Regions from separate parts of the Homo sapiens genome. Here region 2 is linked to region 1. A link is an interaction called in ENCODE POLR2A ChIA-PET data of the cell type or tissue named here. Cell type or tissue: Panc1. All regions are shown on one strand. Each heading gives the region's core, and the rest is flanking DNA. Links, peaks and the distances in the headings are about the cores only.

Region 1 (16,220 bases), core at 4,036-12,035:
TTTAATGTGTAAAGAACTTGTGTGAATAACTAAAGACTAAGATTTAAAAAAAATTGTGGTGAAAACACATAAGATCTAACTTCATAACAACTGTTTAAGTGTACAGCACATATTGTTAACTAACTATAAGCATAGCATTGTACAGCAGATCTCTAGAACTTATTCAGCTTGTATAACTGAAACTTTATACCCATGAAGGAGCAAATCCCCATTCGCCCCCAAACCCCACCCCAGGCCTTGGCCACCACCATTCCTTCTATTTTTGCTTCTATGATTTTAACTATTTTTGATAACTAATACAAGTGGAATCATGCCATATTTGTCCTGTGACTTTCTTATTTCACTTAAAACTAAGATCTTGGCTGGGTATGGTGGCTCATGCCTATAATTCCAGCACTTCAGGAGAATGAGGCAGGTGGATCACTTGAGGTCAGGGATTTAAAACCAGTCTGGCCAACGTGGTGAAACCCTGTCTCTACTAAAAATACAAAATTAGCTGGGCGTGGTGGCGCACACCTGTAATACCAGCTACTTGGGAGGCTGAGGCAGGAGAATCGCTTGAACCTGGGAGGCAGAGATTGCGGTGAGCCGAGATTGTGCCATTGCACTCCAGCCTGGGCAACAAGAGCGAAACTCCGTCTCAAAAAAAAAAAAAGAAAAAAAACCCAAAAAACTAAGATCTTAATAGAAAATTGCCAGGATATGAACAAACATTTCAGAGAAGAGGAAACAAAATATACTTAATGAACATACAAAAAGTTTGAACTTTAAAACAATAAATTACCACCTTTTGGCTACCAATTATCAGACAAAATAATAATAGTTAATTCTGGTGAAGGCAAGTACAACAGGCATTTTCATTCATTGCCAGTGTATGTATATTTTGGTACAATCTTAATAATGAGCTCGGAAAAATATATATCTCAAGTCTTAAAACTATTCAAATCATTTAACTCAGTAACTCCACCTCTAGAATTCTATGCTAAGGAAATTATCAGAGATGTGGACAAAGATTTTTGCATAAAGTTAATAATTAAAAAGTATTAAAATGGCCAGGAGCGGTGGCTCACGCCTGTAAACCTAACACTTTGGCAGGCCGAGGCGGGCAGATCACTTGAGGCCAGGAGTTTGAGACCACCCTGGGCGACATGGTAAAACCCTGTCTCTACTAAAAACACAAAAATTAGCTGGGCATAGTGGCATGCACCTATAATCCCAGCTACTCAGGTGGCTGAGTCAGGAGAATTGCTTGAACCTGGGAGGTGGAGGTTGCAGTGAGCCAACATCATGCCACTACACTCCAGCCTGGATGACAGAGTGAAACTCTGTCTCAAAAAAGAAAAAAAAAATAATAATAGATGTTGTTGCTGTGGATGTGGTGAAAAGGGAACACTTATACACTGCTATTGGGAATGTAAACTGGTACAACCACTATGGAAAACAGTATGGCGATTCCTTAAAGAACTGAAAGTACAACTACCATTTGACCCAGCAATCCCACTACTGGGTATCTACCCAAAGGAAAAGAAGTCACTATATGAAAAAGACACATGTACACACGTTTATAGCAGCACGATTGGCAATTGCAAAAATATGGAACCAACCTACATGCCCATCAACCAAGTGGATAAAGAAAATGTGGTATATATACACCACGCAATACTACTCAGCCATAAAATGGAATAAAATAACGGCTTTTTTAGCAACTTGGATGGAGCTGGAGGCCACTATTCTAAGTGAAGTAACTCGGGAATGGAAAACCAAATATCTTATGTTCTCACTCATAGTAGGAGCTAAACTATGAAGATTCAAAGGCGTAAGAATGATATAATAGACTTTGGGGACTAGAGGAGTAACGGCGGGGGTGGTGGTGAGGGATAAAAGACAATATTTGGGCATAGTGTACACTGCTCAGGTGATGGGTGCACCAAAATCTCAGAAGTCACCACTAAAGAACTTATCTGGCTGGGTGCGGTGGCTCACGCCTGTAATCCCTGCACTTTGGGAAGCTAAGGCGGGTGTATTACCTGAGGACAGGAGTTCGAGACCAGCCTGGCCAACATGATGAAACCCTATCTCTACTAAAAATACAAAACATTAGTTGGCCATGGTGTTGCATGCCTGTAATCCCAGCTACTCAGGAGGCTAAGGCAGGAGAATCGCTTGAACCTGGGAGGCAGAGGTTGCAGTGAAATGAGAGTGCACCACTGCACTTCAGACTGGGCAGCAAGAGCAAAACTCCGTCTCAAAAAAACAAAAACAAAAAACAAAAACAAAAAAACTTATCTAAGTTACCAAAAAAACCACCTGTGTCCCAAAAACTATTGAAAAATTTTTAAAAGTACTATAAAACCACAAATGTCCATTTGGGGTAAGCAAGTTATGGCTCATTCAAACATAGATTTCTTATACAACTGCTAAAATTTTGGCCTCTAAGAACTGTTCAATGATATCTTTTCATTTTATACTTGTCTTTTGTAGATTCTCTACAGTGAGCATATATTTCATCTATATTCAGAAAAAGAATTTTTTTCAGAAAATGTTTTTAAACAAAAAAAATTTTTTAACTTTCAAGGGAAAATGTACACTTTTAATCTTTCTCCATAAAAAGGAACTTCAGTTTAAGGATTTTCGAGGTTAAAGTCTGGACAGCTAAAAGTATTTCCTTAGAACTCTTCTTCACAATCCCTTAATCTTGAGGGAGTGAGAGATTTATAAACCTAATCTCTAGAGGAAGAAAACCCATGGTGATATATCCCACACTCTTAGACAGTGGCACTATTTGACTTTCAATTTTTGGGTCTGGTGCACCAGGGCTTTTTCTTAGGGGGTGGGGTTTGGGGAAAGCCTTTACATTTTGAGAACCACTAAGTAAGAGGCTGAGAACAGAGTTTAGATCTAAGAGTCATGCTACTCAAAGTGTGGTCTGCAGATCAGCAGAATCAGCTTCATGTGTGAACTTATTAAGCACAGATAAATACTTGGGCCCCATGCCAGATGTACTGAATCAGAATTTCAGGGGTGATCCGGGTGATTTTTTTTTCCATCAAGTTTGAGAAGCACATGTGTAGAAGTATTGGACAAAGAGACCAACAGTACTCAAAGGGAAAGAGGTGCAGAGCCCTCAATGTTCAGTGTATATTTTTTAGAAGTATAAACATTATTAAATATTCTAAAAACAACTATTGTTTTCATATTATAAACTAGAAAGCATGGCTAGAAAAAATATCTTGACTCAGGACTAGAGTGGATTAAAAAAACTAGCATAGGTCCTAAACTAAAGGAGGAAAAAAGGATCTATAATTCATTTCTGGTTCCATGAAACTCATTAAATTAATTAAGGCTAAGGATTTCACATAGGAATTTGGAGACTGTATGTATGCAGCACATATTTTGGTTACATGTCTCTCGAACCATGGTTGGCTGCTACTGGTGCATGGTCAGTTGAAGACTATATATATCCCAAACCCAACCATTTATCTTTATCTCTTTCTACCTTGGAGTCATAACTCAGTAGAAGAAATATCTGTATCAGTGACATTTCTTTTGAGATGGAGCCTCACTCTGTCACCCAGGCAGGAGTTCAGTGGCACGATCTTGGCTCACTGCAACCTCTGCCTCCCAGGCTCAAGCAATTCTTGTGCCTCAGCCTCGGGAGCAGCTGGAACTATAGGTGCCCCCCACCATGCCTGGCTAATTTTTTTATTTTTGGTAGAGACAGGGTTTTCCCATGTTGCCAAGGCTGGTTTCAAACTCCTGAGCTCAGGCAATTCACCTTACTTGGCCTCCCAAAGTGCTGGGATTCCAGGTGTGAGCCACTGCACCCGGCCTGTATCAGTGACTTCTGAACTATTCTTTACAGAGCTCCTTCAGGGGACTTTGAAAAGGAAGTGAAGGGGATGTAGATGAAAAGAGGGAAACCTGAACAGGTTAGACTACTTCTCCCAACTCCATGCATTCAACCAAAACAGCCCAACTTTTATCTTTCTGAGTCCCTTTCCTGTAGAATATATTTGAACAAAAGTCTGTTTTAAAAAAAGTTTGAAATTCTTTATTCTCTACTATAGATTCTCACAGGCCAATAAAAAGCCACAGCTGTCTTTTTTTCCTCATAAGATAAATGCTCCTTGTTAGCTATTCATCACCACCACTTGGTTGTTAGAAAGGACTCACAAATGTATAATGAGGCAGGTGATCCTGCTTCCAGCCCTCCTTTCTCCAGCCACTATCATTAAGGATGAATAAACTAATACAGTTGCAGGTTGCTGTGTTGGATATCAGGCAAAGAACATTATATAAACTGAAAGAGACACTATGCTATCTAAGAAGTTAACTATAGCTATAAATATAAAACTAAAGAGAGCAATATTTTAAAGAATAGCTCTTGTATGACCAAATAAGATATGTCCTTCAAAGTGGTCACATTGGTTATGAGGGAATAATTGGCAAGAGGAAAGAATTTTTAAAACTCTAAAAAACAAAGTAGCCACCTTGAGAAATTTAACTCATTCCAGTAGTGCTCCTAGTAAAAGCATTCTTAGAACTCTTTTCAGAAGTACAAAAAACCACCAGCCCATCCACAAAATTGTGAAATAAAATCAATTGTTGTTTTAAGTCACTAAGTTTTGGGGTGTTTTGTTATACAGTAATAGATAAGTAAGTGATATGGTCTGGCTATGTTCCCACCCAAATCTCATCTTGAATTCCCATGTGTTGTGAGAGGGACCTGGTGGGAGGTAATTGAATCATGGGGGCAGGTCTTTCCTGTGCTGTTCTTGTGGTTGCAAATAAGTCTCACAAGATCTGATGGTTTTATAAGGGGGTTTCCCTGCACAAGCTCTCTCTCTCTCTTTGCCTGTCATCTATGTAAGATGTGACTTGCTCCTCCTTGCCTTTAAGTCCTTTAAACCTCTTTCTTTTGTAAATTGCCCAGTCTTGGGTATGTCTTTATCAGCAGCATAAAAACAGACTAATACAGTAAGGCAGAAACGTCTGAATCACTAGGCTTTGGGAGATGTTTAAAAGGAAATCATTAGTCTTATAGAAAAACTCTAGCTATCCGGAACTCTAGAAAAATAAGCTGTTCTGTTTGGCTATAACTTTAAATAAATAGAATACAGCCAACTTTAACAAAGTTTGACTGTATCTTTAAACAGAAATAAACAACTTTCAAAAAACAAGTAAAGAACATTTTGGAAGAGAAACAACTTGAGGATGAACGGGACTAGTAGTAGGTTCCCAACTTTCTCCCCTGCAGTTTTTGCTTTTTACCTTGGGTTCATCTAAATCCTATCTATGCTGCCTTTAGGAGAACTTTGCTCTTTTTCTTTTGCCTGGGCGTGGATAAAAATAAATGTCCATTTTCCCTAAGTACACTAAATACAAGGGTGCATTTTCTTTTTTTAAAAAGAATTATACAGGAAAAGAAAGGAAGCACAAAGTATAAAAACAGATAAATTAAATACAGATTTTTTTGGATCCTAAGATAAACAAGTTAAGTATAGACTTTTGATCCTAAGATAATTAAACTTTAGCCAGAAGTTGGCTGGCCCTATTTTTCTTTCCACCCAGTTATCAGTCTATTGTCCTTGTCTGCAGGAACTCACACAAGAAGCCAAAAATACAACACATACCTCAGAGTTTACCATCTCATTTTCTTGAAGATAAAAGACTTTTATTAAACCAACAATTCCAAGGAACAGAGGGTTTCTTCCTAAAGTATCAAAATTAATTTTTTAAAAACTTTAAGTGTTTTGGCAGAACTTTTTAAAATGTATTATGTAGGCTATAATTTAACTTTTCTTGATGACTCACTACTATTTTGTTTTTTGTTTTTGTTTTTGAGAGTTTCACTCTGTCGCCCAGGCTGGAGCACAGTGACACAATCTCAACTCACTACAGCCTCTGCCTCCTGGGTTCAAGCAATTCCTGTGCCTCAGCCTCCCAAGTAGCTGGGATTACATGTGCATGCCACCACGCTTGGCTAATTTTTGTATTTTTAGTAGAGCTGGGCTTTTACCATGTTGCCCAGGCTGGTCTTGAACTCCTGGCCTCAAGTGATCTGCCTGCCTCAGCCTCCCAAAGTGCTGGGATTACAGGCATAAGCCGCCACGCCTGGCCTCACTACTGTTAACATTAATAATATACCAGGCTAAAATAATGTTGTTTTCAGTGTCTATTAAGGACTTGCATACCAAATCAACAATCCCATAAGGATTGTGTGTTAAGAGAAATGGTTCACTTTTGCCATTTCTTTTTTCTTTTTTTGTTTTTTTTTTTTTGAGATGTAGTCTCACTCTGTCGCCAGGCGATCTCGGCTCACTGCAACCTCTGCCTCCTGGGTTCAAGTGATTCCCCTGCCTTAGCCTCCTGAGTAGCTGGGACTACAGGCACGCACCACCACACCCGGCTAATTTTTTTTTTGAATTTTAGTAGACATGGGGTTTCACCATGTTGGCCAGGATGGTCTTGATCTCCTGACCTCGTGATCCACCCACCTCGGCCTCCTAAAGAGCTGGGATCACAGGCGTGAGCCACCGCGCCTGGCCTCTTTTTCTTTCTTTTTTTGAGACAGAGTCTTGCTCTGTCTCCCAGGCTTGAGTGCAGTGGCATGATCTCAGCTCAGTGGCATGATCTTGGCTCACTGCAACCTCTGCCTCCCGGGGTCAAGCAATTCTCCTGCCTCAGCTACCCAAGTAGCTGGGATTACAGGCAGGCGCCAAGATGCCTGACTAATTTTTGTATTTTTAATAGAGACAGGGTTTCGCCATTTTGGCCGGGCTGGTCTCAAACTCCTGATCTCACGTGATCTGCCTGCCTCAGCCTCCCAAAGTGCTGAGATTACAGGCATGAGCCACCAAACCTGGCATTCTTTTGCCATTTCTATTTAACAGTCCTGGAATTCCTACCTGAGTAATTAGGTAAGAAAAAGAAATAAAAGGCATACAAATTGGGAAAAAAAAAAAACCAAAACTAAAATTATCTCTGTTCCAAGGTTACACGATCTTGTATGGAGAACACCCTAAAGATGCCACAAAAACATTAGAACTAATAATGATTAGTTGCAAATACCCTAAGCATTTTTTAGTGTCAGCAATGATGCAGGGTACAAAATCAACACATAAAAACCAGCTTTTTTATTTAATTAGCTGAGAATATAGGCAAAGTTGTTCTACTGTCCTGTAGTACATGTATAATTTTCCTATGGCAGTTACAACAAAAGATAGGAGAAACAAAGTTCCGTCTAAGTGTGACAGATGTAGATACATATCTTTCACAATGTTCCACAGGGACAGAGAAGTGATAAATCCTGCACCAAAGGAGTGAAAGGAGGAGACTGAATCTGCATGCCCAATGATCTCATGTTTAATAGCCTCTACATCTACTAATGGGCCCACTGCCAATGCAAGAGGGTCAGTTAAGTGGACATGAGTGTGCATATCATTAATAATATCAATGTCTTTAATGTCTGCAGTTAATGTTTTAATCACCCTAGGTCTGGAGATCTTCTTGGGGTATAATGAAGATCTTGTTGTCCTAAGATAGCTTCCCACAGATGTGTTTATTAGGATATACAATCTGCTGCCGACTTCAGGAGAAGTAGCATATAGTATTCGGATATATGGCTGGTAATACATAATTGTGATGTTCTTATACATGGCCAGGGGATACAGAGTTGTTGACCCATGGAACAAATTCTACCCAAATGGGTTTGCAACACCAAAACAAAACAGTTCTCCAGTTTACTAACCCAATTAAGTTCTTTTCATCCACAACAGCTCAACAAATGGGGTCATATCAGTAAGGGGTTGTACAGTAAAGATCTGCAAGAAAAGACTGAATGTTGCTTCTCAGTGATGGCTGCACTATCAATTAATGGGTTCAACATATCCACAATGTACTGCTGTGTCGTATCTCTCTTCCCTCAATGAGAAATCATGACAACTTGGCCAGATGCATCTGAACAGTCTACACCGAACCTGTCATCTAGAAACTTGTACTCACTCTCTAAGGGGAAGGACAGGAGAGGTGCAGATCGTCAAACTTTACATGGGTTGGATGCTCAAGTACTTGCCCATTAAAGATGCTTGACTGTGTAGTCACTATTCGTTTTGTGAGGATTAAATGCCAGATTCAAGTATACATACTCATAGTTTAATCTCAGCTATGCCAGGTGTGCTCAGTATCAGTGGGGAAGATGAGCAATAAAGACAATTTTAACCTTAGCGTCCTCTAGGCAAAAACATAACTGTCTTTTGTACAGCTGTCAAGTGAGTGGCCATGTGTCAGGGCCATTTCCACAATAACACCATGTAGTGCATGGATCTGTTACATATTGTTTTACTATAGTATATCCAGCTTAATCAGGTGCAGGGCGACAGTTGAAGGAGTACTCCTGGAAAATGCCTAAGATATGTAGATCTCTAGGATCTTGCACCTTCTGGTGGTTGCATGAAATTCTTCAGAGGAATCATCAGTGATAGTAAATTTACATGTTACATTCATAACAACTCTTATGGGAAATTTAGGATATTCAAATAGGACAACACCAGGAATTGACGTATCACAGAACTTGGTTTACAACAGTCCGAGCATGGATCCCATGCATCACCTTCAGCAGGAGGGGCAGATGGGCTGGCCAAGTGCAAGCTTGATAGAGCGGGATAAGTGACTGCAGGTGCAAGAGACATAGCATCTCTAAGGTTAGCCAACCCTTGGGGAGCCTTTGTAGAAACAAAAGAAGATTTAATGCACCGAGCTTTGTTTCTACGAAGATGAACCTGTTATTTATGGCTCAACTGGTGATACTGCCTGACTTAATTTTAAGTCGAGTTTCTCTAGAGACTTCTGTTTCCTGTTGATTCTCTGTGATCCTCTCTGAGAGCTTCCTGAGAACCCGCTCGATTGAAGTTTGGCTCTCTCATGCCTCAACCTCTGCAGCCTCGAGGTAGGTCTCCACTTGTTGCATGCTTCTCGTTCGGACTCTGTCTAGATCTAAGCCCTCCTCCTCCACTGCTTACTCAACCACTGACTCGAGAGTTTCTCTGGTTACTAGCTCGCTCATCACTCTCTGATGCTTCTTTTGCTTTGGTGTAATTTTCTTCATCTGTTTTGGAGCAACTTTATCCAATCAGCTGTATGCCTAAACACTAACAATGAACAATCTGAAATGGAAATTAAAACAATTCCATTTACAGTAACATCAAAAAGAATAAAATACTTAGGAATGAACTTAACCACGGAAGTGAAAGACTTGTACACTGAGAAATACAAAACATTGCTGGAAGAAATTAGACATAAATAAATGAAAAAACATCTGGTGATCATGAATTGGAAAACTTGCTATCATTAGAGGTGTCAGTATTACCCAAAGTCAGCTAGAGATTCAATACAATCCCTATCAAAATCCCAACAATGTTTTTTGCATAAATAGTAAAATCCATCCTAAAATTCATATGGAATCTTAAGGGATCCTGAACAACCAAAACAATCTTGAAAAAGAAAACCAAAGTTGGAGGACTTACATTCTTGATTTTCCAAACTTACTACAAAGCTACAGTAATCAAAACAGTGTTTTATCAGCATAAAGATAAACATAAAGACCAATGGAAGAGACTAGAGAGCCCAGAAATAAACCCTCACATATCTGGTCAGATGAGTTTTGACAAGGGTGTGAATACCATTCAGTGGGGAAAGGTCAGTCTTTTCAACAAATGGTGTTGGAAAAACTGGATATCCACAAGCAAATGAAATAAGTTAGACCCTTATCTTACATTACATACAAAAATTAACTCAAAATGGATCAAAGACCTAAAGATAAGAGCTAAAACTATATGTATAATATATATAATATATAAAAAATATATTTTATATATTATATATATCATATATAATATAAATATATACTTTATATATAATAAATTATATTATAATAAAATATATTATATATATTTAATAAAATATATATATATAGTATATATAATGTATAATATATACTATAGTGTATATAATGTATAATATATACTATAGTATATATAATATATACTATATATAATATATACTATAGTATATATTATATATACTATAGTATATATAATATATAAAATATATACTGTAGTATATATAATATATAAAATATATATTATATAATATATATAAATTTTATATATGTATAATATATATTATATATAAATTTTATATAATATGTATAATATATATTATATATAAAAAACAAGAAAACAGAGGGAAAGCTTCATGTCACTTAATTTGGCAATGATTCTTGGGTAAGACAAAATGCACAGGTAACAAAAGAAAAATTAGATAAATTAGATTTCAAATTTAAAAACTTTCGTGCATCAAAGGACACTTTTAACAGAGTGAAAGGCAATCCATGGAATAGGAGAAAATATTTGCAAATCATACATCTGAGATGGATTAATGTCCAAAATGTATTAAAAAACTCTTACAACTCAACGACAAACAACCCAATCCAAGAATGGGCAAAGGACTTGAATAGGCATTTCTCCAAAGATATACAAATGGCCGATAGGTATGAAATACATGAAAAAATGCTCGATATCTTTTCATTAGAGAAATATGAATCAAAATCATGAGATATCACTTCACACTGCTTAGGATGGTTATATTACTATTATTATTTTGAGATGGAGTTTTGCTCTGTCACTCAAGCTGGAGTGCAGGGGCATGAGCTCAGCTCACTGCAACCTCAGCCTCCCCGGTTCAAGCCATTCTCCTGCCTCAGCCTCCTGCCTCAGGGATTATAGGTGTGCGCCACCATGCCTGGCTAATTTTTGTATTTTCAGTAGAGATGGAGTTTTACCATGTTGGCCAGGCTGGTCTTGAACTCCTGACCTTAGGTGATCCGCCCGCCTCGGCCTCCCAAAGTGCTGGGATTACAGGCGTGAGCCACCATGCCCAGCCTAGGATGGTTGTTATTTAAAAAAAAAAAAAGAAAACAAGTGTTGCCAAGGATGTGGAAAAATTGGAGCCCTTATGCATTGCTGATGAGAATGTAAAATGCTATAGCCACTGTGGAAAACAGTGGTTCCTCAAATAAATAAATAAATAAATAAACATAAACATAAAATTACCATACAATCCAGCAACACCACTTCTGGGTATATACCCACAAGAACTAAAAGCAGGGACTCAAACATATCTGTACACTCATGTTCACATCAGCATTTTTCATAATAGCCAAAAGATAGATGCAACCAAAGTATCCATCAAAAGATGAATAAACAGAATATAGTGTATACATACAATGGAATATTATTCAGCCTTTAAAAGGAGTGAAATTCTGGCCAGGTGCAGTGGCTCACACCTGTAATCCCAGCACTTTGGGAGGCTGAGGCTAGTGGATCACTTGAGGTCAGAAGTTCGAGACCAGCCTGGCCAACGTGGTGAAACCCCCTCTCTACTAACAATACAAAAATTAGCCGGGCGTGGTGGCGTGCACCTGTAATTCCAGCTACTCAGGAGGCTGAGGCATGTGAATCACCTGAACTGGGAGGCAAAAGTTGCAGTGAGCCAAGATCGTGCCACTGCACTCTAGCCTGGTTGATGGAGGGAGACTCTGTTTCAAAAAATAAATAAATAAAAATAAAAGGAGGGAAGTTCTGATACAGGCTATAAAGTGGATGAACTTTAGACATTATGCTAACCAACTGCAGCACTATTTACAATAGCAAAGCCACGGAATCAACCTAAATACCCATCAATGACAGACCAGATAAAGAAAATGTGGTATATATACACCATGGAATACTATGCAGCCATAAAAAAGAATGAGATCATGTCTTTTGCAGAAACATAGATGGAGCTGGAGGCTATTATCCTTAGCAAACTAACAGAAACAGAAAACCAAATACTGCATGTTCTCACTTATAAGTGAGAGCTAAATGATGGGAATGTATAAACACAAAGAAACAAACAGCAGACACCAGGGTCTTCTTGAGGGTAGAAGGAGGGAGAGGAGCAGAAAAGATAACTATTGGGTACCAGGTTTAATACCTGGGTGATGAAATAATCTGTACAACAAACCCCTGTGAAATGAGTTTATCTATATAACAAACCCTCATATGTACCCCTGAACCTAAAATAAAAGTTAAAAAAAAACCCAAAAAACAAAAAAAGGCATTATGCTAACCGAAATAAACCAGTCACAAAGAGACAAATAGTGCATGATTCCACTTATATGAGGTACCCCCAGTAGTCAAATTCAAAGATAGAAAGTAGAATGGTGGTTGCCTGGGGCGGAGTAGGGAGAAATGGGGAGTTAGCATCTTACTGGTACAGAGTTTCAGTCTGGGAAGATGAAAAAAAGTTCTGGAGATTGTTATCAGTAATGGTTGTACAATAATGTGAATATATTTAATGCCACTTAAGAATTATTACAATGGTAAATTCTATGTTATATATATATATATTACCACCATAAAGAGTAAATATGGTACAGCACAGGTTCTGCTGAGTTATTTTGTTGTTGTTAGGATTCCCTTCTACCCCATCACCTAGCTCTATCAGAGCAATGTTGACATCTGGCTACTCAAAATGATGCTCTCGTTTCGTATGACGGACTCATTTGACAAAAATTATATTAAATGCCAATGTCTGAATGGGTGTTTTTTTTTTTTCCTGGGTAACTTCAACACTGATCAATCAAGACCATTTCTAGATAGCCTGCCCTTACCCTAACATGAAGTGAACCATCTCTTCAGTCAAGTGACTTTTAGCAGGGTGCATAGTCATTGTGTATGAGTAACAGGAAGAAAAGGGTGAGTTATTATCCTAAATTTGCAGATAAGCCCAGAGAGAAAAATAGAACACATAAGCCCTCCCATGAACTTGCCAGATTTAGCAAGTAAAAATACAGGACTCCCTGTTGTTTATTTGAAATTCAAATTTAACTGGGCACTCTGCGTTTTATCTGGCAACACTGAAGTATTGGAGGTGAGGAGAAAAATAACCCAGGGTGTTCTGGGGTAACTGAGGTCTTAACAGGAAGCCTAGACAGGAAAAAGTAGAAAAGGCCATTAAAAAGATACTGTTAAAAAAAAATTGTATTGCTTAATCCATCCAGATCAGGAGCCCCTCCCCACACTGGGTTTCTATGATCCAAGGCTTTATTTTGAGACAGAGCATTGCTCTGTCACCCAGGCTGGAGTGCAGTGGCATGATCTCAGCTCACTGCAACATCTGCCTCCCAGGTTCAAGGGGTTCTCCTGCCTCAGCCTCCTGAGTTGCTGGGACTTCAGCCTCCTGAGTTGCTGGGACTACATGTGCACACCACCATGCCCGGTAATTTTTGTATTTTTAGTAGAGATGGGGTTTCACCATGTTGGCCAGGCTGATCTTGAACTTCTGACCTCTAGTGATCCGCCCACCTGGGCCTCCCAAAGTGCCGGGATTACAGGCTGAGCCACTGTGCCTGGCCTGATCCAAGACTTTATAAAGACATGTAAGAGGGTGGGAGACAGAAAGCGGAAAAGGATACATCAAAACTAGCAATGGATGAATGAGAACATGTCCAGCCTCCAGTTAAGGCAACTGTGGCTTCAAAAAGGAATCTTAAATACCAGCACAGAAATCAGAGGGATCCTAACCTGGCTCAAAACAGAAGAGAAACAGTGGCTGGCCATACAGCAGGACGGGCATAACTAACAGAATACCAGGTATACTGTTTGGATCTGCTCTTCCTTCCATTAAGCCATCCACCACTGCTTAATATCTAAGGAGCCGGCTAAGAAAATCCAGTCACTACTTTTATTTGCTAATACTTTGAGCCCCAGTTACAATAATGCCACTACTAATTAGGTAACTACTTTCTACCTTATCAACTCCTACAGCTTTCCAGCCATTGTTTCATCCCTCAGCGATACCACCTGCTTCCGCGTGGAACCCAAACCCCCAGGAAACTAAATCTGCTCAGGTCACCCACCTAGGAATAAATAAAAACAGGTTTCAGGCCCTTTGTCCTTTGTAAATTCCGCCTTTTTTTTTTTTTTAAGGCCTGTGTTCTTTATCACGGACACTGTTCACATAGTGGTAATCCTTGCCTGACTCAGATCTACTTGTTCCTGCGTTTCATTCCTCCGCTGCTCAATTACTTGTTCAAAACGCAAAGGACAACTGGTAGTGAAGACCCTCCACCAGCAACACTACCATGTGCCAGGCACCGTGCTGGGGACCGGGGATACAAAGATGAGTAGTGTACCGTCCTTGCCCCCAGGACAGTTCCCCGTGTCCGCAGGGCCGGCCTGGAGGGCCACAGCCAACTGTGGGCAACAGGATCACCGTGCCCTTCGCGGCAAGTGAGTGCAGTAGTAGGGGACGGTTACTGCCAAGCCAAAGGTTTTCTCCAGGTAAAACTGGATGACAGAGAGACAGAGACTGAAGCAACGCCGGCGCCGGGCGGATAATAAAGGGAGGCAGGGGCTAAAAGGGTGGAGGGAGCAGAGGACCCGGCCGGGAACTGGCAGTAGGGAGGCCCCCGCTGCAGTCGCCGGCCTGGGTGCCGGGCGGCCACGCTTCCCCAAAGCCGTCACAGGGACTTGGGGTACCAAGGTGACTACTGGGCGCGAGTCGTTTTGTGGGGGGAGGGTGTCCCCAAGGGGGCAGTTTGAGGAGACGGTTGGGGATGCATCTGGGGTGGCGCCCAAAGGGACGGTGGGTGCTGGGTGTTTGAAGGTCCGGTGGACGCAGAGCTGAAGGGTCAGGAGAAGGCCAAGGGTCAGAAGGGCTGGGGACGAGGTCTGCCCAGGGGGTCGGGGCGGACGCAGAGGGCGGGTGCAGCCGAGGGGGAAGGGCTGAAGGGAAGGGCAGGCGCTGAAGGCACATAGGTGGGAAGACAGGCCCTCCCCTAAGGGAGACCTTGGAACGCGGGGCAGTGGGTCTGTGGGACCCTGCCCGCCTCCGGAGAGGCGTTCCTACCTCGTTTCTCGCCTCAGCCTCGTCCTTCCGCGCCGGCGGCGGCGGCGGCGGCGGCGTGTCTCGCCCTCCAGGGGTCGCGTTGCAGGCTAGAGGCGCCGGCGGCCCCTCCCTCCGGGCGGGTTGGAAAGGCCGGCCCCTGTCGGCGTGGCGCGATGGTCCGATCTGGGTTGCCCTCAGGCCGCCCCTCCGGGCGGCGCGTTGGTTCGGTCCGCCCGGCCTAAGGTGCTCGCCCCCTCCCCGGCTCCCGCAGCGATGGGCGCAGCCGAGTCACGCGCAGAGCTTTCCCGCTAAGGGAGCGGAGAGGCTTCCGCCGTGGCCCAATCTTCTGCGGCCCGCGCCCGCCCCCGCGGGGTGGTGCCTGGCGACGCGCGGCTCCCGGGTGCTGGAACCCAGGGAAACCTTCCGCGGGCCTCCAGGGCCGGTGGGTGTGAGTCCCAGCTTCGCCTGAGGCGGCGGTTCTCAACGCTGGCTTCCCAGTAGAACCTAGTGTGGAAACTAACCAAACAACAGAAGGAGGGCTGACCTCACACTGGACCGACTCAGAACCACTGGGGTGGAGTGGGGTGGGGTGAGGTGGGGTTGGCCTCCAGTGCATAGCCAGGGTTCGGAACCCCTGATGAAACGTAGAACCCATGCGCCCCCTGCCCTTCAGGGCCGGATGTGTGGGGGACATGGAAGATGCCTGTGTGTGACTCCTGCTGTTTACAGCCAGAGGGGGATGGGGCAGGCAGTCCTGCAAATGTTATGGGAAACCCACTGTATTAGTCCGTTCTGACACTGCTATGAAGAAATACTATGAAGGAAAGAGGTCTGACTCACAGTTCCGCATTGTTGGCGAGGCCTCAGGAAGCTTATAATCATGGCAAAAGGCAAAGAAGTAGCCATCCTTTTCGCAGGGTGGCAGGACAGAGTGAGTGCAGGCAAGGGAAATGCCAGACGCTTATAAAATCATCAGATCTTGTGGGACTCACTCACTGTCACGAGAAGGGCGCAGGGGAAACCAGCCCCATCATCCAATTACCTCCACCTGTTCCCGCCCTTGACACAGGGGGATTATGGGAATTACAATTCAAGATGAGATTTTGGGTGGGGACACAGCCAAACTGTTACAGGTAGTTAGGCATGAGCGGGGCAGGAGAGGGTTCTCCCCTGCTACCCACTAGGGATGTTGGGTGATGGTTCTGAGGCAGGAGAATAGGGACTGGAGGCAGGGAACCTAAGACTGGTTCATGCCAACTTCCTGGAACTAAATTGAAAGGAAAACCCTA
Region 2 (16,220 bases), core at 5,690-13,689, 89 kb after region 1:
TTTCTGATTGGGTTAATTTGAAAGCCTTGTCTTCAAGCTCTGAAATTCTTTCTTCTGGTTGTTCTAGTCTATTTTTAAATCTTTCCATTGCATTTTGTAATTCCCTAAATGTGTCTTTCATTTATGGAAGTTCTGATTAGCTATTCTTCAAGATCTCTATCTCTTTAGAAAATTTTTCATTCATATCCTGAATTTTTTTTTTTTAATTTCTTTGTGTTGGCTTTCACCTTTCTCTGGTATCTCCTTGTACTCAAGGAAATAATCAAAGCTTAATAATCAACCATTCGAATTCTTTATCTGGTATTTCAAATATTTCATCTTGGCTGGGTGTGGTGGCTCACACCTGTAATCCCAGCACTTTGGGAGGCCAAGGCGGGTGGATCACCTGAGGTCAAGAGTTCGAGACCAGCCTGGCCAACATGGTGAAACCTTGTCTCTACTAAAAATACACACACAAAAATAGCTGGGAGTGGTGGCACACACCTGTAGTCCCAGCTACTTGGGGAGGCTGAGGCAGGAGAATCGCTTGAACCCAGGAGGCGGAGGTTGCAGTGAGCCAAGATCACACCACTGCACTCTAGCTTGGGTGACAGAGGGAGACCCCATCACAAAAGAAAAAAAAAAATTCATCTTTGTTTGGATCCATCACTGGAGAGCTAATGTGATCTTTTGGGGGTGCTACAGAACCCTGTTTTGCCATGTTACCAGAATTATTTTTCTGGTTCCTTCTCTTTTGGGTAGACCATTTCTTCTAGTTATTATAGAATTATTTTGATTGTGTTTTTTAAAAATTTCTTTTTACCCTCTTAAGGATCTGACTTTAATGTTTACTGTAGCCTAATTCGGCTCTTGGTGCTTTCAGGGGTGAAGATTCTACGTAAGTTCCTTGGTTACTGGCAGTCTTTGTATGATGGCCTTCTCAGATGCTAGTTTGTAGTAACAATGTGCACAGTATGTGCGCAAGTTTACTGTCTCACAGGGGGTTGGAACAGCAGAGTTCTCTTGAAGCTTACTTATTTCATTCCCCTGTGGTATACACCTTTTTGTTTACTTATTTTTCCCTAGTATTTTATTTACTGGTTGAACAGTCTGGGCTTCAGGCCAGCAGAGGAGGTATCCCTGTGTAGAAACCAGTTGTGGCTGAAGCAGGTGGGTAAATGCAGTACCCAATGGTGGGCAGAGGTCCCAAGTTTGTCAGAGGTGGCTGGGGGAGCTCTCAGTGAGAAACACTGAGGTTTTATCAGGCAGAAGGGTGGGAGCCACCTCAGCTCCCCTGCCAGGCCAGCAGGACACACTCCTGACTGTGTTCTAGCTATTCAGATCAGACAGGTACCTCTTTTCATCTGCAGGAATGTTGATGTTCCAAGTAAGGAAGAATTGTGACTCTACCTCTTGTGCAAGCCTGAACCTGGAGAGTGCTCCTCCTATGGGGATACAGTCACCTTGAAGTGTTCCAGAAATGCTATGCATAGATGCACTCACACCAAGCTCCCATGGGAGAAGCCCCAGCTGTGTCTGCAATGGTGGATGAGGGGGAAAAGAAGTCCCCCTCTCTGAGATTCTTCACAAGCCGCAGGCTTGGTGCCCGGCTGTTGGAGTAGAGCTGCAGACTTTCCCTGCTAAGTCCAGCACTGCAACTGTGCCCCTGCTGAAAGAAACTTCCACCAGCAGAAAGATCTGGGACTCAGGGCCTGCCATCTAGAGTCCTTTGTCCCATGGGGTATTCCCTTGACGTAGTATACTCCCCTTTCCCCTAGAAGTAGGAGTCCCTGAGAGCCAGACTACTGTGAATTCTGTTGCTCTTCTGGATCTAGCCACCTAGAGGGGCTGCCACACTCCAGGCTGGTACTAGGGAATGTCTGCAAGGGATCCAGTGATATGATGTGTTCTCAAGTTTCCCAGAAGCAGGTACTAGCACTGGCTCTGATGGGGTTTGCAGGGGAGTGACATAGACTCTGTGAGATTCCTTGGTTATAGCTAGCCTTAGTGTGTTGGCTTTCTCAAATGCCAGTGGTAGTAAGTAATGACCTGGTCACACGAACAGACTCAGGACCTCCTGGTCGGCTAGTGTGGTGCAGACAATGGTGATAGCTGAGGTCAGGCACAAGTTTCTTCCTTCCCGGGTGCAGTGTTATTCTACCTGGAGGTGCTGTAATGGACTGTGTTGGCCTCTAGCCACAAGGTGGCACTTGGAAAAGAACACCAGCTGTGGTAGTAGTGGTGGGATTTGTGCTTGCCTTATATCTCCAGGGAAGGTATTCTGGTTTCTCAGGCAATGGATAGGGTCATAAAGCTCCCCAAAGTTTCTGTCCTTTGTGTTAAGCTACCAGGGCGGGTGGAGGGGCAAAGCCAGGTGGAGGCTGGATAAGCCAGGTCTGTGCTCTGGCTCTCCACATGCACGGCAAGCAGCGGCCCCTGTGGAGCTCAAGGGACAGTTCTCTGGCCACTGGGATATTATTCCAAGGAGAAGCATAGCTGTTTCTACTGTACAGAAGAGTTCGCACAAGGAGTAAGAGTAGCAGGTGGCAGTAAGTCCCACCCAGCTCTCATTAACATGACAAGACAGATCTGACACTCCCAGTAATCTACTAGCAGCAGCAAGCTAAGGTCCAGGCCATCTTGCTCAGAACTAAAAATTGCCCAGGCCATAAGCCTTCCCTGCAGAGATACTATGTGAGGTACTGCATATGTTAATTAGCTTGATATAACCATTCTAGAAGGTATGTATATATTTCAAAACATCATATTGTACACAATAAATACGTACAATTTCATGTCAATTTATTTAAAAAAGGTAGAGACCATGTTTTTTCTTTTCTTTAAATCTCTGTAGCCTACCGCTTGGCTCAGCATTAGGCTCTGGATATAATAAAGATTTGTTGAATGAACAAGTACACAAGTGAAAAATGCTTAGAAACATGTTCTGCTCAATTGGGGTCAGATTGCTGTCCAAACTCCTCCAGTAGAGGACAATCGCCTCCTCCTTATGGGAAGATCTATATAATCACAGAACAGCTGGACTCAAAGAGGAGCCTCAGCTAAGGCTAATGGTTTGTTGACACTTCTATGCAAAAGTCAGCAAACCAGAGGATATTCAGCATGGCTGTAGAGGGTGTGTAGAATGCAGTGTTAAGAAGAGCTTTGAGAAGAAGCTCACTAAAGTCTGGAATGTCATGAAAAGTCCAGCTCCTGAGCTACTACTGATCTCCTGCACCTCTAAGTCTGACCATCCCCTAAAGCTTCATTAATTTTTCTGTCTGAGTTAAGCAAAAACAAGTCTAAAATTGTTCAAAGGAGCCTAAAGAAAATCAAAATAATCATAAAAGCTGTCCAATTTATTAACAAGGGTCCATAGAAGGTTGGTTTGGCTGGCACAATTTAGGACATGCTCAAAAACCAAAGGCCCTATTCCCTACTCCCTTTACAGACCTTTGGCTTCTCCCTTTCTGTAGGGCAGAAGCTGACAGGAACATCCAGGCGGATGGAAATTGGGAGTTGTGCTTTCGTACTCTGACCACATTTGGAATCTGGGACCAATGATTTCTCATCAATGCAGTAAAGGTAAAATCAGGCTTGTATGACTGAACTGCTAGACATTACTTTCAGTGCTTCTCCATCATAAAACCTTCCCTGGGATAGCAGACGAGGGTTTGGGAGTTATATGAAAAGCCGTCAGTTAGAAACAAAATGCCTTGGTGATGCTAAAAAAGCAATTTAAATCTAAAGGATTCAAACCTTAACCCCTTCTGTTTAGGGTTGCCAGATTTAGCAAATAAAACATTCAGATACAAGATAAGTATGTCCCAAATATCAGATGGGACACACATACTAAAAAGTTATTTGTTTATGCAGTGGCATGATCTCGGCTCACTGCAACCTCTGCCTCCTGGGTTCAAGCGATTCTCCTGCCTCAGCCTCCCGAGAAGCTGAGATTACAAGCACGCGCCACCATGCCTGGCTAATTTTTGTATTCTTACTAGAGACGGGGTTTCACCATGTTGGCCAGGCTGGTCTTGAACTCCTGATCTCAAGTGATCTGCCCACCTTGTCTTCCCAAAGTGCTGGGATTACAGGTGTGAGCCACCGTACCCGGCCACTGGGAACTTTTGATCTGTCTTTTCTAAACAACTTTATGAGGTAAAATTTATAAACCATACAATTCACCTATTGAAAGTATAAAAATTAGTGGTTTTTAGTATGTTCACAGAGTTGTGCAACCTAAATGTCTACTTTTGTGTTTATTTAATGCTCTTTTGTAGAGTATTCTGTTACTAAGACTCTGATTAACTTTCCTGTCTACATGCCACAATATCTATGCCCTCTTCCTTCCTAGAGTCCTTTTTCTTTTTTTCCTTTTCTGTCCTTTCTTTTTAGTTTCTCCAACTTAGTTATTTTCCATTTGTGATTACACTTTTTTCTTTTTATTAATTTTAAGAATTACCCAAAGTAATATAAAAATACATTTCCACTGTAAAAGATTCAAAAACAAAAATATATACAGAAAAAATTTAAAGTTTCCTTTCCTGTGCCTTCCACTCCTTCTTTTCCTAAGGAAACCACTATAAATAGATTGGTGTATATCCTTTAGGTCCCTTCCATTTCAAGGAATTTATACACAAATATTTATGTATATATACACATCTCTCTATATATATATTTTTAATGAGATCCTACTACATGTATTGCTCTGCAAGTTACCTTTTTCTTTTTACACTATGTATTGGTCATCTTCCCTTGTCAATATGTATAGATTTACTCCAACCTTTTGAATTACTACCTAGTATTATTAAGCTACCTTTTGATAACTGTTGATAATTTTTATTGTTGTCTTGTGGTGGTGGTGGTGGTGATGAAGATGGTATTTACAGAAGTGTGTGGAAGGTAAAGGAAAGGGAAAGGAGAAATATAATAATGGGACAGTCTTGCAAACTCTCTAGGACAGAGAGAACTCTGAAGGCACTATGCTAGGCAGACAATCTAATGGAATCACACAACATAGATGTAAAACAGCAAAGCATGTCAAGGCAGGGTGTACATAAGATGTTAAATGAATTGTAGAGACCCAAGATAATTAAAATTGTATGTCCACACAAAAACTTTTACACATGTTTACCGCAACATTACTCATAATACCCAAAAAAATGGAAACAATTCAAATGTCTATCACCTGATGAAGAGATAAGCAAATTGTGGTATATCCAAACACTGGAATAGTATTCCGCCATAAAAAGGATACATACTACAATAAGGATGGGCCTTGAAAACATAAGTGAAGGAAGCTAGTAACAAAAGGCCACATTTTATATGATTCTATTTATATGTCAAGTCCAGAAAAATCCATTAGTGGTTGCCAGGGTATAGGAGAGCAGAGGAAAGAACTGAGAGTGAATGCTAACGGGTATAGGGTTTCTTTCTGGGATGATGACAATGTTCTACAATTAAGTTATGGTCATGGTTTCAAAACTCTGAATATATTAAAAATCACTGAATTACATGCTTTAAAAGGGTGTATTTTGTGACATGTTAATTGTATCTCAATAAGGCTATTATTTTAAAAAACTGGGCCAGGCATGGTGGCTCACACCTGTAATCCCAGCACTTTGGGAGGCCACTTGAGTGGCCTCCCACTCAAGTGGGTGGATCACTTGAGCCCAGAAGTTTGAGACCAGCCTGGGCAACATAGTGAGATCCCATCTCTATAAAAAAGTACAAAAATTAGCTGGGTGTGGTGGCATGTGCCTTTAGCCCCAGCTAGTTGGGAGGCTGAGGTGGGAGGATCACTTGAGCCCAGGAGGCTCAACCAATGAGCCTCAAGTTGCAATGAGCCAAGGTCACACCACTTCACTCCAGCCTGGGCAACAGAGTGAAACTCTGTCTCAAACAAACAAACACTGTAGAACCCAAGCACTACAGGAATTCAAGAAGGAGAGATAAAGGGGGGCAGGGCAGAATTGTTGGAAAGAGCTTCATGGAGAAGGACTTGCACTAAACTCAAGAGACGAACACAGGTTAATTAGGTAGAGATGCAGGGGACAGTTCTGTAGGCAGGAAAAAGGACTTAATGAAAGGGTTGGCATTGAGACTAGACAAGTTGTATGATAGTACAGTAAGTACGAAAATCTGAAGGAGGCAGAAAACAAGAACTTCAAGTCAGGACTTTAATATTAGGATAATGATATTAAACTTTATCTCAGAGAATCCTACAAAGATTTTGAGTAGGGGAAAATGTGATAAACTGGAAGTTCAGAAACATTAATATGATAGATTTACAGGGGAACGGAGTGCAGACAGAAAGACCACTTAAAAGACGGCTATAATAGTCAACACTTAAAATGATGAAAGGCTGAACTAAGAAGTGGTAGAAAATAGAAAGGAGAGGCCCGGCATGGTGGCTCACGCTTGTAATCCCAGAACTTTGGGAGGCCAAGGCGAGTGGACCATTTGAGGTCAGGAGTTCAAGACCGGCCTGGCCAATATGGCGAAACCCCGTCTCTACTAAAAATACGAAAATTAGCTGGGCATGGTGGTGCATGCCTGTAATCCCAGCTTCTTGGGAGGCTGAGGCATGAGAATCACTTGAACCAGGAGGTGGAGGTTGCTGTGAGCTGAGATCGTGCCACTGCACTCCAGCCTGGGCAACAGAGCAAGACTCTGTCAAAAAAAAAAAAAAAAGAAAGAAAGAAAAAGAAAAGAAAATAGAAAGGAGAGGGTAGACAACCAAGATGTTAGAACTGGCCAGTATTTATGTACTGTAGATTTTCCAACCAGAATAGGCCTGAAGATTCTGAATATTCAAAATAGTGTTACCTGCCAAATGATTGGGTTTAGCACTGTCGTTTTGTAAATTCAGTGGAATAGGCCAAAATCTTGGGTAAACCAGTATTAATTGCTTACTGCTCAAAATAGCAGAAGCAGTAAATCTACCTGCAATAGGTAGTCCTAGCCTACCTGTAGGGATTTACCAGGAAAACTGGTTTCAACTCTTTTTCCTTGGTAAAAGGTTTGGCTTTTGAAATAACACACATTTATAGATGAAGTTCTTAATTATCTTTCTGATTGAAAGTGTCAAGCTCTTATAGATTATTTTGATTATTTTTTACACATTTACCAGTGTTTATCATGTGGCAGATACTGTCCTAAATGCTTTATAAATATTACCTAATTTAATCCTTACAGCAACCTTATGTGGCAGCACTTTTATTATTATCCCCATTTTACAGAGGAGGAACTGTAGCAGAGAAATTAAGAGATTTGCCCAAGATAACGTGGTAAGTGGTGGAGCTAGGATTCAAACCTAGACGGTATGACTCCAGAATTCATGCTCTTGACTACTATACTTCCCATATGGTATTTATTTCACTGCATTTATGGCAGATATTTTATATTTATTGGTGCTATTAAATATGCTGTTAATTAATGTTTCCCCTCGCTAAACCATAATCTCGCTAAGAGCAGAAATTCTGTCTAGTTTTGTTGCCATTGTATTGCCATACCTAGCACAGTGGCTCGCACTTATTTAATAATCAATAAATATTTGTCGAATGAATTGATCAGTCTTTATTGATGATTATTACATTTTTCATTTGCCTGGAACTTACCACACCCTAAAGTATTCTGGCTCTCCATATTTTCTGTTCATAAGAATATGCAGAGCAGTTGATTATCTTCTGGGTCCTTTAGCCCTTTAGCTCTCCTGAGGGTAGCAGAGGACTCCCTGGTTTTCCTTTGGATGGAAGTTTCCTGACTTTCTACTTCTGGAACCAGGGCCAGTGTCCTTGACATGGGCTTCCTCCAGGATGAAATCGGACAACTGCCCAATGACAGCAAGTAAAGAAAGTATACTCGCCTATAATCCCAGCACTTTGGGAGGCCAAGGCGGGTGGATCACGAGGTCAGCTGGAGAACATACTGGCTAACGCAGTGGAACCCCGTCTCTACTAAAAAAAAATACAAAAAATTAGCCAGGTGTGGTGGCGGGCACCTGTAGTCCCAGCTACTTGGGAGGCTGAGGCAGGAGAATGGCGTGAACCTGCGAAGCGGAGCTTGCAGTGAGCCCAGATCGCGCCACTGCACTCCAGCCTGGGCAACGGAGCGAGACTCCGTGTTACTAAAAAAAAAAAAAAAGAAAGAAAGTACACTGTGACCTTCAATCAGTGAACTGATTTCATTCTGCACTTTCTCCATTCCTCAAAAGGAAGCCTAAATCTAAATCTTCCTTTTTCAAAATTTCACATTAGAAATAATTTGTTGTTGTTGTTCTTACATAACAGGCAGTTCCATTCTGAAAGATGGCTGGAGTGTGATTATTCCTGCTCCCTTTAGGATTTTTTTTTTTTTTAAGATAGAGTTTCCCTCTGTCACCCAGGTTGGACTGCAATAGCACAATCTTGGCTCACTGCAACCACCACCTCCCAGGCTCACGCGATTCTTGTCCCTCAACCTCCCAAGTAGCTGGGACTATAGGCATGTGTCACCATGCCTGGCTAATTTATTTATTTATTTATTTATTTATTTATTTATTTATTTATTTTATTTTTAGTAGAGACAGGTTTTGCCATGTTGGCCAAGCTAGTCTTGAACTCCTGGCCTCAAGTGATCTGCCGGCCTTGGACTCTCACAGTGCTGGGATTACAGGTGTGAGCCACCACGCCCGGCCTCCCTTTAGAATCTTGATTCACCAAAGGAAAGCACAGAAATGGTATGGAAATCCTCCCTTACTACAGAGACAGATCCATTTGTTCTGTCCACAAAAAGGCTGCAAAGGAGGACCTTATCTGCCTCAGCAGCCTTTTTTCACACTGATCACCTCTTTTTAGCAGGAGGCAGTTATGAAGAATGGGGAGAGAAGGAAAGGTACACAAGCTTTACTGGTGAATTTCCAAATATAAAAGTTAAGAGAGTACTCAAATTAGGATTTTCAGATGATAAAACAGTGGAGCTTGTACTTCTAAGTACAAAGTATTTACTTTTGAAAAATATATTTCCTTTCCTGATCAGTTGTTTGGTAGGTTAACAATCTGATTGCCAGGTTGATCTGCCATATGTGCATGTATACACACACACACACACACACACACACACACACTTCAGAGGTAATAATAATGACATACTCAGATACATTTTCCTGAGTTTACCTACGTTCATCTTGTCTGTCCTCACTTGGGCTTTTAAATAGAGACATTGCAGAGTAGACCAACTATAATTCCATGGAATTTCTATAAAGGAAATAAAGATTCAGAATATGAGAATTTCTCATGCTGATACTGTGTCATTCAAACACATTCTTAAGAAACTTGGAACTTGATCCCTGAAGTCCAAAATGATCTATCTCTAAGACACATATGGTAGTTTGGAATTCACTTTATTTATCTTCATCATAAAGTTATAGTTTCAAAGCTTGGGAAACAGATTTCATTTCCTGACAACTAAGTTGAAGTTGATGACTACAATTGTCAGAAAAGTCATCTGAAACCTAGAAACAGGTGAAATAAATTATTGGATGATCTTTTAGTACAGTTTTGTGTTTATATCTTTGATTAGTTTTCTATTGACTGGACTATTTTATAACTCGTTAGGGCAGAGGTTAACTTATAGATTTTCATCTAGTAGTGATAAAAATGTTTTATGTCTGGTGGAAAAGATGACTCCAAAATTTATGACTTATTGCACTTTAGGACCTTAATTAGTTTTGTATATCATTCAGAAATCGTATTTTAACATTCCTTTATTAAATTGCCTATAAATATTTAGCTCTTAATTTTTCATTTGAACTGATCTTAATATCTTACTGGTTCCCTCATTAATTAATAAATAAAATATTGGAGACCTATTAATTTCGTATTTATATAAAAGTCAAATTTTTTAATACTTGGAAAAATTATACTTTATCAAACCCCACGATTTGCTATACAGACATATCCTTCTTTGCTTCCTATTTTTCTCTCCATTCTTAACCCAACTCAGAAAAGGCCAATAAAGTATATGTATTTTAATCAATTTCTTTCAGGTCCCCTAAAGTACAGATGAGTCAAGACTAGAAAACTAGAGGTTACCTTGCTTAACTTCCTTATTTTACAGATGAGGAAGTTCAGGCTCACACAGGGAAAAAATCTTTCTCACACAGCTATATAGTGGCAGAGTTAAATCTAGAATACAGATTCTTCCTACTACTTCACCATGCTTTGACGCTGCACTGGGTAATGAGTAGGCACTTAATATGCTGACGACTCATTCTTAAATTTATAAGGGGTTTTTGTCTCTTTTGGTTCAATGCTAGGCCTCATGTCTAGATGAATACCTGGCACATAGTAAGCGCTCAAAAAATATCTGTTGCATTTGAACCTAGTACCAAGCAAGACAAATTCCTTGGAAGTTAATTAGAACTCAGAGGATCATTTATAATAATCCCCTATACACTTAGAGAAAATGTATAGTTTTCAAAGTGCTTTCATATATATGAGCCCATTTGATCCCTCTGAGGTAGACATGGCAGGAGTTATTAGTCCTAGATAACAGATTCAAGTTATTGAGGCTCTGAGAAGTTAAAGGTCATCTCCTGACTAGAATGTAGCAGAACTGGGCCCAATCTTCTGACTCCTACTTCAATACCATCTCCACTATTTGTTGCTTCTTCAACTTTGCCTGTCTGCTTCTGGGCTTGGGAGGATCATTCAGGGAGTTAGTCCGAATATTCACAATGAATACGACAGCGACAACTTACGCTGAAAGATGTGATTTTTCTTTCTTAAAAGTCCATTGTTAAAGGTACTTCTGTTCTAATTCTGATTAGATATAGCCTACAGAAATTAGCGGCTAATTCAAATCTGAAAGCTTGCTGAAGCCATGGGTAGCCAGCCAGAGTTTGATTCTTCCCTCTAGAGTAGGTATCCTATGCCAAAGAGTGGGAGGGAATGATAGCAAACGTGCCACTTCAGATCAAGTATGGGACAAGGATTATGACTTCTTCGAGAATCTGCACAGTGCTGGAAAAGTGGAAAACTCCCTGAGTTAACAAGAATGTGCAATTGCTGGAGCTTTGGGGGTATCTCTTCATGAAATAACTGGAAAAATGTGTGCCCTTTAGGAGTTACATGGGGGATAAAGCTCCCCTTCCTTAGATAATCTCGACAAATATGTCCTCTGTGGGAGTGTCTGGAAAACCAGTATACTCGAATATGGGGAGTTGTCTCAAGAAAGTATAAGGATAGACAGCTACTGGAAATACTGAGAGGGGACAGTCTCTCTTCAAGGAATATTGGGAGGGAGAAGGCGATAACTTCTACTCGGGCACCCACTTTGGGAGCCTCTTGCTCACCGTCGCCGCCCGGCCTCCAACTCCGGCAACTGCCATCTCAACGCACCTTCCTGCGCAGACGCCCTAGAGACCCAGGTTCCGGCGTAGAGCAGAGCCCCGCCCACAAACCACGCCCATCTCCCATGAGCCCGCCTCTGGCCACACCCCTACCCTCAGGTGCCAGACCCACCGTTTCTCCATGGAGAGGGCCCCTAGGGGCCGATCTGGCTTTGAAGTACCCGAACTATGCTGGCCGCTGGGGAAATGGAGATACAACACTCAGATCCTGCCTTTGGGTAGATCACAGGCTGATGAGGGGAAAGAGACAAGTAAATTATAACAATGTAGAGTGCTGTGGGGAGGCGTCCAGATAGCAGAGCCTAGAAAGCAGTGGAAAAGGCTGGCAGATTTTCCAGCAAGGGGAGCAGCATGTGCAGGCACGGAGGGGTAGGAGCACACAGTGCTTGTCGGGGACCTGCCGGGGCAGTACTTTAGAACAGCTGCAGGATAGGGGCAAGGGGGGCGGTGCCGGCTGCGCTATCTTGGAGGGTCTTGGAGTTTCAGCCTGGAGGCTATGGGTGACCACTGAATAGTTTAATAGGAGAAGGACTTTATATTGGAGTGCGTGAAGAGAGCAGGGTAAGAACGGAAGCAGGGGATTATCACAGTAACTCAGGCATGAGGACCTAAAAGCTGCCACGACTCTTGTGGTGGTGGGAACTTGAGGCGACCCAATGGATTCAAGAGGTAATTTTGAGGCAGAAATGTTAAGTGGCTGGCTTGGGAGAGGAGCGGGGAGGAGGAAGTTTTTAAATGAGCAACTGAACTCTAAGGATTTATTTAGCAAGCAGTGGAAACGGAGCTAGTTCCCTGTCTGGTGCCCCATTAGTCCCTGCCCCACAAGTAGTGTTAGTGCAGGTTGAGAGTAGGTGAGCACTCTCTTTCTTGTTTCAGCTTTTCCCATTTCCACGCCATGAGGCCTTTTACCTTATTTCTTCCCCTTTGGGAGTGGGCTTTCTACTGCAGCTCTTCTTCCTCGAATAGAGCCTGAATGAAAGTCCAAGGTACAGTCCTAAGCCTAATCTTCTGTCCTGTCTGTGGCAGCCTCAGTCCTCTGCCAAGACGGGCAGGCACACCTCTCCCCAGTGGGCCCCTGCCTTGTCCTCACAACCCAGGCTGTGATCTGTCCTAGTGATTCTAGACAAAGGGAAGAGAAGCATGGACTAGTTTTCACCAGAATACCTCTCCTGCTACTCTTTTGGACCTTTTGTAGGAAGCTGGTGCCGTAGGTCCCATGACTCTGTTAATTAGATTGGTGGTCTCAGGTCTAGGACAGGATGTTAGCCCAGTGGTGTTTATCCAGAACCACTTTAGGCTTCACCCACTGGCTGTCAGGTATGGGGGTGGAGGAGTGTGAAGCAGCAAAGGACCATTAGGCCAAAATCTACCATTATAAAGGACAGTCATTTCCATGGCTTTCCACACATTAGCAGAATTACCAAACCCCAAAGGCTGCTATAAGATAATTTATTACAGACTAGCCTATAATCTCCTGTAACAATGGCACATATAATAATTAACAACAGCAAAGATGCTTGGTTTCTTGTTTCATGTAATGGCCAGTACATCTGTGGACAATGTCGAGTCCTCAGGAAGTCCAGGAGGCTGCTACAGAGGAAATCCAAGAACCATGTCACATCTCTCAACAAGTCTTGGGAAGTCCATCTGACTCTCTGAAACAGTTTGTCTCTGACCTCCCAGGAAGTGTGGAGGGCCCCTTCCATCCAGCCTGTACAGAGGGATCAGAGTCCAGGCTCCTTCTATAGGGTTGAATATCAGAGGGGAATAGCAAATGACCCCGATGAGAGAGAGAGAGACCAAAGGCTAGATTCTTTCTGCAAGGTGGAGGACGGCTAGAAGGCAGTGGCCACAGATGAGCAGGACTTTTTCTAGACTGGTTTCTACAATTTTTGGCTTTGTTCAGGGCCCACCCAAGAAGAAAATACTCCTGGATCCTTCAACTAGCCCTCAGGTAGACACATGTTAGAACAGCCTGTCACGTCCTGAAGCATCACTCCCCTGCCTAGAGGAGTGAGGCAGGGAGACTCCCAGGCAGGTGGCCCCTAGTGCCTGGGGTCCAAAGAAATATTCTTCTCAGGGCTTTGAAGCACCACGTGAACCTGATTCTACTCATGATACAATCTGGGGAAAGGGATTAGTACAGTTCATTTCTAGAAGTTATCTTGTTCAGTTTCAAAGCCTTGTTCTCACTGGAGCCACAGAAAATCAGTGGATTCTACTCAAGGGACAGTCTAAATTCTATTCTGTGTACTCCTGCCCTGGCCATACTCCAATCCAGACCACCGGGCTCAGCAACAGGCTCAGCTGACTACCCAGCCAGCCAGGCACAAGTTCCACACCTTCTAAACTTGTTCTTCTAATGATTGGTATGTATGTGTCTAACTGGATAAGGTGTGGCATGGAGATGGGTAGAGGTGGGATGAGGAGTGGAGAGGTGTCTACCAAGAATGGCTGACACTCTCAGAAATGTTTGTCCTTCTCTCTTAATGGAAAATCTCTCCATGTGGTAACCCCACATCCCAGCCCCTAGTACCACAGTCCTGTTGGGCCAGGGCTTCATGACCCTTTCTGTGAAAAGCCATATTATCACCACCCCAAATTTTTCCTTAAATATCTTTAACTGAAGGGGTCAGCCTCTTGACTGCAAAGACCCTAAGCCGGTTACACAGCTAACTCCCACTGGCCCTGATTTGTGAAATTGCTGCTGCCTGATTGGCACAGGAGTCGAAGGTGTTCAGCTCCCCTCCTCCGTGGAACGAGACTCTGATTTGAGTTTCACAAATTCTCGGGCCACCTCGTCATTGCTCCTCTGAGATAAAATCCGGAGAATGGTCAGGCCTGTCTCATCCATATGGATCTTCCGGCCCAAGGGGCACCAGCAGGCACAGCTGCCCTTGGCTGTGACATCCCTCAGAGGCATCACAGCCAGCCCTAGCACGCGATCTTCCCGGGCAAAGCAGTAATCCTTCACGCATATCTGCAACTCATAGGACTCGGGCCCCTCCTCATTTCCCAGGAGGCTGTGAGCACAAGATAGAAGTTATGAGGCCAGAGTTGAGTCTTCAGCTGATTTCACCCCAGTCTGCCATCCCCCCGGGCCCTCCTCTCCCCCCACCCCTCAAGTCTTACCCCCATCCCAGAGTCCTGTATGTCCCCCCCGTAACTTACAAGTGGAATGTCTCATTGTACTTGGGGGCCCAGTTGTTGCTTTTGGATTTGGTTGTGAACTTCCTCTTCTTATCACTTTGGTGTGGGCCAACCATAGTCACCTCCACGAAAGGCCGGAACATACCCGCTGTCTGCCACTTGAGGTCATTGGCAGCCACCACTGCCCAAACAAGGGAAACCTGTGAGGGATCCCACCAGGATTTCCCAGTTCTTGAACCCCAGGTGACCTTCCCCTTGGAGGAGGGCTGAGCTGGAGGGCTGGGATGAGCAGCCCCTGCTTTTGAGTGATGAGTGAGGCCACTGGGCAAGGAAAGGGCAGACCTGTAAGTCCATCACTCACCTTTCACTGTGACCTTGTGCTCCCCAGTACCAGGGTGTGTAAACAAGTCCACCTGAATAGAGACTTCTCCCACAGGATCGTCCACACCAGACCCTGAGGGACAAATGGAGAGATGATTCCCCATTGGAGAACTGTAGGAGGTAAACCTGAGGGGTGAGGAGGTCACCACCCTATACCCAAAAGCAAGAAGCAATCACCACAGTAACCATGGGAAGTAAGCAATAGGAGAAGGGAAAGAAATGGGATAAAGAACAAGGCTGTGTCTTGTAACACAAGTTAAGCTGACAGCATCTTAGGCGCAACATTTTCCAAAAGTGCACTAAGACTCTCTCTCAAGGATCCCCAAAACTCTTATCTCCTAGGCTGAAGGACTTTTAACTGAAAGACGTTGGGGTAGGGCAGTGCCATCACCTTGTATCTGTGTCTGGGAATTATGTTGACCTGGTAGTGTCTCTTAATGGAAAAATGTGGGTCCTCTCTAGCCAAAAGCAGCAACCTCCCACCTATGCCCAGGATTCCTAGAGGTCCCTGCTTGGGAGGCTGCTGTGCTCTGAAATACTTCATCCCCCTCAAACCTGGGCCCCTCTATAGAATGAACTCCCCAGTTCCAATCTCTGAAAAGAGCCAATCTACAGGCTCCCCTTAGCAGAGACCCCACCCTATTTTAAGAAAACACCTGGCCAGGTGCAGTGGCTCACACCTGTAATCCCAGGACTTTGGGAGGCTGAGGTGGGGGGATCACGAGGTCAGGAGATTGAGACCATCCTGGCTAACATGGTGAAACCCCGTCTCTACTAAAAATACAAAAAAATTAGCTGGCAGTGGTGGCAGGCGCCTGTAGTCCCAGCTACTAGGGAGGCTGAGGCAGAACAATGGTGTGAACCTGGGAGGCGGAGCTTGCAGTGGGCAGAGATCGCTCCACTGGACTCCAGCCTGGGCGACAGAGCGAGACTCCGTCTCAAAAAAAAAAAAAAAAAGAAAAAAAGAAAACACCACCACAATCTTACACCCCAGAGAAAATCCTTCTTTGTCCTGAGGTGGAGGGGTGGGAGAATGCTGAGAATACGACAGAGATCAACAACAGAACCCCTTCCTGGGCTATATGAAGGCATTACCCATCTCTAAGACTTGAGATAGAGCTCCTAAACCTTGACAGCTTGTTCCCCCACCCCCAGCACGAGTTGCTCATTCTAGCTCCCAGGGGTCAGTGTTAGCCCATGTTAGATCCATATCTGCACGGTGTACAACATACCCTTTTCCGGACGAATGTCCTCATTAGCAGTAAATCTAATACCTTTCCCATCATGCACTGAATGAGGACAGGCAAGTCAGAGGTAG

What was found. Peaks named below come from ENCODE experiments on the same cell type or tissue, not always from the same donor. Only the 100,000 strongest peaks of a DNase experiment are listed, where the experiment ranks them.
Region 2: POLR2A ChIA-PET joins it to region 1 with 6 read pairs; 3 of 35 experiments call an interaction of 5 or more read pairs at or near these places.

The regions. Positions count from the first base shown.
Region 1 is chr9:35,488,905-35,505,124 of GRCh38, reverse strand. It overlaps RUSC2 (RUN and SH3 domain containing 2), which reads right to left and starts at 15,014. Exons shown (of 12, transcript NM_014806.5): 1 at 14,953-15,014. It overlaps LOC105376026 (a long non-coding RNA gene), which reads left to right and starts at 13,498. Exons shown (of 2, transcript XR_929580.4): 1 at 13,498-13,694; 2 at 13,869-14,006. RefSeq lists a silencer at 15,046-15,345. In Panc1, for the core only: no CTCF peak of the experiment used is centred there; no DNase peak of the experiment used is centred there; H3K27ac peaks cover 4,182 bases.
Region 2 is chr9:35,401,922-35,418,141 of GRCh38, reverse strand. It overlaps UNC13B (unc-13 homolog B), which reads right to left. Exons shown (of 40, transcript NM_001371189.2): 38 at 14,883-14,975; 39 at 14,543-14,702; 40 at 12,807-14,394. The coding sequence ends at 14,109. It also overlaps the pseudogene ATP8B5P. Among named protein-coding and RNA genes, the nearest start is that of RUSC2, 80 kb to the left of the region's middle. RefSeq lists enhancers at 11,303-11,848, 11,849-12,394, 13,719-14,918. In Panc1, for the core only: no CTCF peak of the experiment used is centred there; no DNase peak of the experiment used is centred there.